2 separate regions of the Mus musculus genome follow, and region 2 is linked to region 1. A link is a loop called in an ENCODE intact Hi-C map of the cell type or tissue named here. Cell type or tissue: heart. All regions are shown on one strand. Region 1 holds the start of Anxa9 (annexin A9). Region 2 holds the start of Arnt (aryl hydrocarbon receptor nuclear translocator).

Region 1 (2,500 bases):
GAGAAACCCTGTCTCGAAAAACCAAAAAAACAAAAACAAAAAACAAAAAACTTCTTTCTAGGGCTGGAGAGATGGCTCAGTGGTTAAGAGCACTGACTGCTCTTCTGAAGGTCCTGAGTTCAATTCCCAGCAACCACATGGTGGCTCACAACCATCCGTAATGAGATCTGATGCCTTCTTCTGGAGTGTCTGAAGACAGCTATGGTATTTACATATAATGAAATAAATAAATCTAAAAAAAAAAAAAAACAAAATCAACAACCATTTAAAAAAAAAAAAAAAAAAGAACTTCTTTCTAGATATTGAAGAGCAATAGAAGTCAACTGCTTCGGGCTAAAGTATGAGCCCAAAAATACAGGGCAGATTCTGGTAAAGCTAAGGGGTGAGGCTGTGACAACCGTGGCCTCAGGCTTCTCTGGGATGTTTCACAAACTTCCCTGCTCCAACCCCAAACACTATATAAGAATATGCCTTCCAGAGACAGGGAGAGGCCAGTAGGTTGAAGTAGCAGCGGCAAATGGGGTAGTGTTGAAAGGAACTGTACAATGTCAGTCTCCCTGTGGCCAGCGACAGAGAGAAACCTAGTCAGAGGCTCCAGTGAGAATAGAGGCACCAGAACTAGTTCACACACACAGCACACCACACCACACCCCTTAGAAATTAGGCACTATGTGGCCAGAAACAAGACCTAAGGAACGGAATATTTGACCTTAGGGGCCCCATCACAAATGCAAGACAGTCACCTTAGCTCTGGGATGGGAAGTGACCCCCTACCCCAGCTCTCACACAAACAGAAGTAATTTCTGGGGGAGGCCTTCCCTAACTCAGTTCTGGGGAAGACCGGCTCACTCCAGACCTCACAGCGCTTAGAACACCCTGACAGCTGAGGCTGGAAACTCGGATAAGTGAGATCTGGTTTGGATGCCAGGAGTGCAGCTTAGGCACAGGAATTCCCAAGCTCAGGCTAAAAAGAAATGCCACCCACCTGCAGGTAGCCAACTAACTTGAGGGCCTCTGGGCCTGTAATTAGCAAGTTACAACCCAGAGCTGGCCAAACACGCCCCATAACGGTATAGGAATGTGAGCCCTTTGGGGCCGGGACAGACACTAAAGAGTGTACTCCTTCCTGTTTCCCGTTAGGCACATGGACACTCTGACCTCCCTCTTGGGATGGGCACAAGGGGGTCAGAAACAGAGGCGGCAGCGGCGGCGGTAGCAGTAGCAGCAACAGCAGCAACAGCAGGGGCCGCCACCGTTCCTCCTCGGCCTCCACACTCAGGCCCCAGGACGCACGCGGGCCCGCAGGGGCTTCTAGCACCGAAGGTCCGCTACTGCTCCACTCCTAACAAAGGGGCGTCTGTACCATGGATCCTGAGCGAGCGCCCGGCCCCAGTCCCCCTACCTGTTGCCCCGCAGGCCTTCTCTGGTCCGAGGCCCCAGCCGGGCCCGGATCGCCCGCTCCAGCAGCGCTCGGCCCGCCCTCCGGCAGGCCGGCCGCCATGAGCCGGTGGAGGCCCCGCTCCCTCCGAGCTGCACCCTGAGCCCCCGCGCCCGTCACTGCCCCGCCACCCTCGCGGACCCGCGCACAGACTTACTCGGCGTCCGGTGCAGAGCTGCTCCGGCCCGGGCGCCGCTACTCCGTTTCCCACTTCTAGCGCCCGGCCGGTGCGCACTGACTGGGCCGGGTCCTCTCCTCCCCCTTCCGCTGCCCGCGGCTCCCTCCCTCCTTCCTCCTTTGCCCGCCGAGCCCCGGCGAGCCCAGGCCGAGCCCAGTAGCGGAGCTGAGTTGGGTGTGGGCCGCGGCCGGGCGGGGCCCGGTGCCCGGAACCCTGCGCTGCGCCTATGGAGCGGAGGAGCCCCGACGGGGCGGGTGGCACGTGCCCCGCAGGGCGCCTGGGTCTCTGAGTGGCGCGGTTGCGGCCCACCCGGACATTGGTCAGGGACCCCCTGGTGCTTGAGCCCAGAGCAGTTCAGAGCTGGCTGCCTCTGCCCAACCCCGCGGCCCTGGTGTGGTCGGCGACCTCAGCCCATGATTTACCCCCGGGTTGAATGCTACAATCCCATCGTCCGGCTTCACTGGGCATCAGAGGAAGGGTGCACGCGGAGAAAACCCTGCACAGATCCCGATGCTCCCTACGGTGAGATCCACAATGCCCCCTCCCCCAGCCCTGCTGTTTAGAGTCCTAACAGAGCTACTCAAACCTTTTGTAAAATGTACTCCAGGCTACACTATGGTTAGCCGTGATCAGTTTCGTATTAGAACCTGTTTTCCCTTAAATAGTCCCATAAAATCTATGCCTCAAGAAGAGAGCAGCAGGTTGGAGACATGGCTCAGCGGTTAAGAACACCGACTGCTGTTCTAGAGATACTGAGTTAAATTCCTAGCAACCACATGGTCACTCACAACTATCTGGGATCCCATGCACTCTTCTGGTGCGTCTGAAGACAGCCACATTGTACTCATATAAATTAATAAATAAGGGGACGGATGGGGGGGAGA
Region 2 (2,500 bases), 120 kb before region 1:
TAGCAGAGACCAATATTACACAACCCTCCCTCCAAACTCTTCGATGATACAGACTTCTGGGAAATGATGGATTTACTTTGTTGGAAAATAACAAGGTAAATTAGCCCAACTAAAATGAAATACTTCCTAAGATGTAACTGAATACAGTAGAAAGGACTGAGAGGGAGACTGCAGTGATCCAAAGTCAACCGGGGGCTGGAATGAGACAAGACTCAAAATAAGATGAACGAGAGACAGAGACAGACAGACAAACAAGCAAGAGGACGTCCACAGACAAATGGCGCGGGACATTTTTCTGAAAGAACAGGAGTTGCTCCACCTCGACCTAACAAGATTTAAACCTGGGTTCTGGACTAAAGACCTGTCCTGAACTATTACCATTACCCAAACCTCTGCCTTCAGCAGCAAGACACTAATAACTACGCTAAAACCCTAAATTTCAAAGTATAGGAGTTACAAGAATCTGAGCAGATTCTCAAAGAACTAAGTTTTCCATTTAAATGTAAACCAAGTGTAGAATCAAGCAAGACTTTGCAAAACGTCAACGTGGCCCCGTCTATAGCCCAGTTTACGCTCGCAGTTACACCAAGTCAGTTTGCCCAGTTACTTACTAGGCATCAGGGGAACATCAGCTGGCAGAGGGTTAAAAGACCACAACACTCCCTAACACCGCAGGCAGAGTGGAGACGCTGGCCAAGCGCCACCACTACTCCAGAAGTTGGGGCACGGAGCCCCCAAACACCCGTCACCCGTTCCCCAGGTCCTCCGGGCAGGGCGCCTCCTCGACACCCCTCCCCCAACACCCGAACGCCACGGCCCTGCTGCTCTGCTCTGGCTCTCCGCACTTGTCAGTCCTTTCTGCCGCCTCACCTGGGTTAGCTGTAGTCGCCGCCATGGTCGAGATGGCACCGTCCCTGCGCCACCCTCGGTGGGAGGGGCAGCCGCCACCGAGCTGGGGGAGGGGAGGGAAGAGCCACTCCGCAGATTAGGCACCTTACCGCCGCCACCGCTACCGCGGAATCCAAGATGGCGGACGCCCACCCCCCTCCCCATCCTGGGCAGAAGACACGCCCCAAACTATGGGCGCGGTCAGTCTCCAGACAGCCTCCCTGGGAGAACTGGCCAATAGAAACAGTAAGTCGCCATAGAGGCCGGGCTAGTGACTCGGCCAGTGAGTCCGGTGACCCGAGGAGTGCTAGGAAGCCTGAGCTAGGAAGCCAACCAGCTGTTTCCCTAATCCGGCCTTCTCGGCGTCAGAGATTCATAACCAAATTGACGTCAGTGAAATGCAAAGAAAACGAGCATTTTACTAAAATGTTTTCTTTCTTAGTGGGCTCATCAGCATATGCTTCCTACAGACGATTTGTTATGCAAACCCTCTTTATAGGTTCTAACACAGGGATCACTAATCCATTCTAGGTTGTTTTTTCTTTATGAACTTTTGTCACTAGTAAAAGTCCGATAACTAATTCTTAAGAGTTGGCTCTGAAGCTGGTAGGAAAAAGCTGGGTGATTACGTGGTACCAAAGATGCCAACATTTGAAATGGAGACAACGAACAAAGAATTTTTATTAAACAAGTATTCCAGAACTCAGAATGCAAAGACCAGTCTGTACTACAAAATGAAACTAGTCCCTTTCTCTGCCCTCCAAAAGTGAGGTGTCCTATGTCACAAGTTTTTTTAAAATGACAAGGTAGTAAACACACAGACGTAATGTCTAATTATAAGAACTGAGCAATTCAGAACAGACAATGTCGACTCAAAACACTGTGAGATAAATTCTATAATTTTACAAATCAAGAACTACAAGCAGGGGCTGGAGAGATGGCTCAGCGGGTAAGAGCACTGACTGCTCTTTCAGAGGTCCTGCGTTCAAATCCCAGCAACCACATGGTGGCCCACAACCACCCCTAATGAGATCTAACGCCCTCGTCTGGTGTGTTTGAAGACAATTACAGTGTACTTATTTAGAATAATAAATAAATCTTTGGGCCAGAGAAAGCAGGAACTGAGTGAGCCGACCAACTGGAGTGGGCGAGGTTGATTGGAGCAAGCAGAGGTCCTAAAGTCAATACCCAATAACCACATGAAGGCTCACAGCCATCTGTACAGCTACAGTGTACTCATATACATAAAATAAATAAATAAATCTTAAAAATATATATTTAAAAAAAAAAAAGAACTACAAACAGATCCAGGCATAGTGATGCATGCCTTTAATCCTAGTACTCAGGAGGCAGAGACTGGCCAATTTCTCTGAGTTCAATGCCAGCCTGGTCTACATAGTGAGTTCTAAGACAGCAGGAGCTATATATAGAAAGACACTATCTCAAAAACAAACAAAAACCAAAGACATGAAACAAAGGCCACCTTGCAAATTAATCCAGTAGTGAGAAGCAAAGTGAATGAAACTAACACCCAAAGTCTATTATATTCATCACCATGTATATGTGGACTGGGGGGAGGAGGGTAATTTTGTTCTTTGAAACAAGGTCTCAT

The links. Peaks named below come from ENCODE experiments on the same cell type or tissue, not always from the same donor. Only the 100,000 strongest peaks of a DNase experiment are listed, where the experiment ranks them.
Region 2: it touches region 1 in a loop (4-fold over the local background); 2 of 42 quality-filtered maps call a loop at or near these places.

The regions. Positions count from the first base shown.
Region 1 is chr3:95,314,441-95,316,940 of GRCm38, reverse strand. Anxa9 (annexin A9) reads left to right here and starts at 1,761. Exons shown (of 14, transcript NM_001379545.1): 1 at 1,761-2,138. Cers2 (ceramide synthase 2) reads right to left here and starts at 1,751. Exons shown (of 11, transcript NM_029789.2): 1 at 1,596-1,751. LOC115489748 reads left to right here and starts at 1,145. Exons shown (of 2, transcript XM_030252979.1): 1 at 1,145-1,184; 2 at 1,377-2,197. The coding sequence starts at 1,145. The coding sequence ends at 2,179. In heart, a CTCF peak has its summit at 1,245; DNase peaks (open chromatin) are centred at 1,240 and 1,740; H3K4me3 peaks cover 2,228 bases; H3K27ac peaks cover 2,212 bases.
Region 2 is chr3:95,432,932-95,435,431 of GRCm38, reverse strand. It overlaps Arnt (aryl hydrocarbon receptor nuclear translocator), which reads right to left and starts at 1,042. Exons shown (of 22, transcript NM_001037737.2): 1 at 871-1,042. The coding sequence starts at 895. In heart, no CTCF peak of the experiment used is centred here; a DNase peak (open chromatin) is centred at 1,111; H3K4me3 peaks cover 1,721 bases; H3K27ac peaks cover 2,030 bases.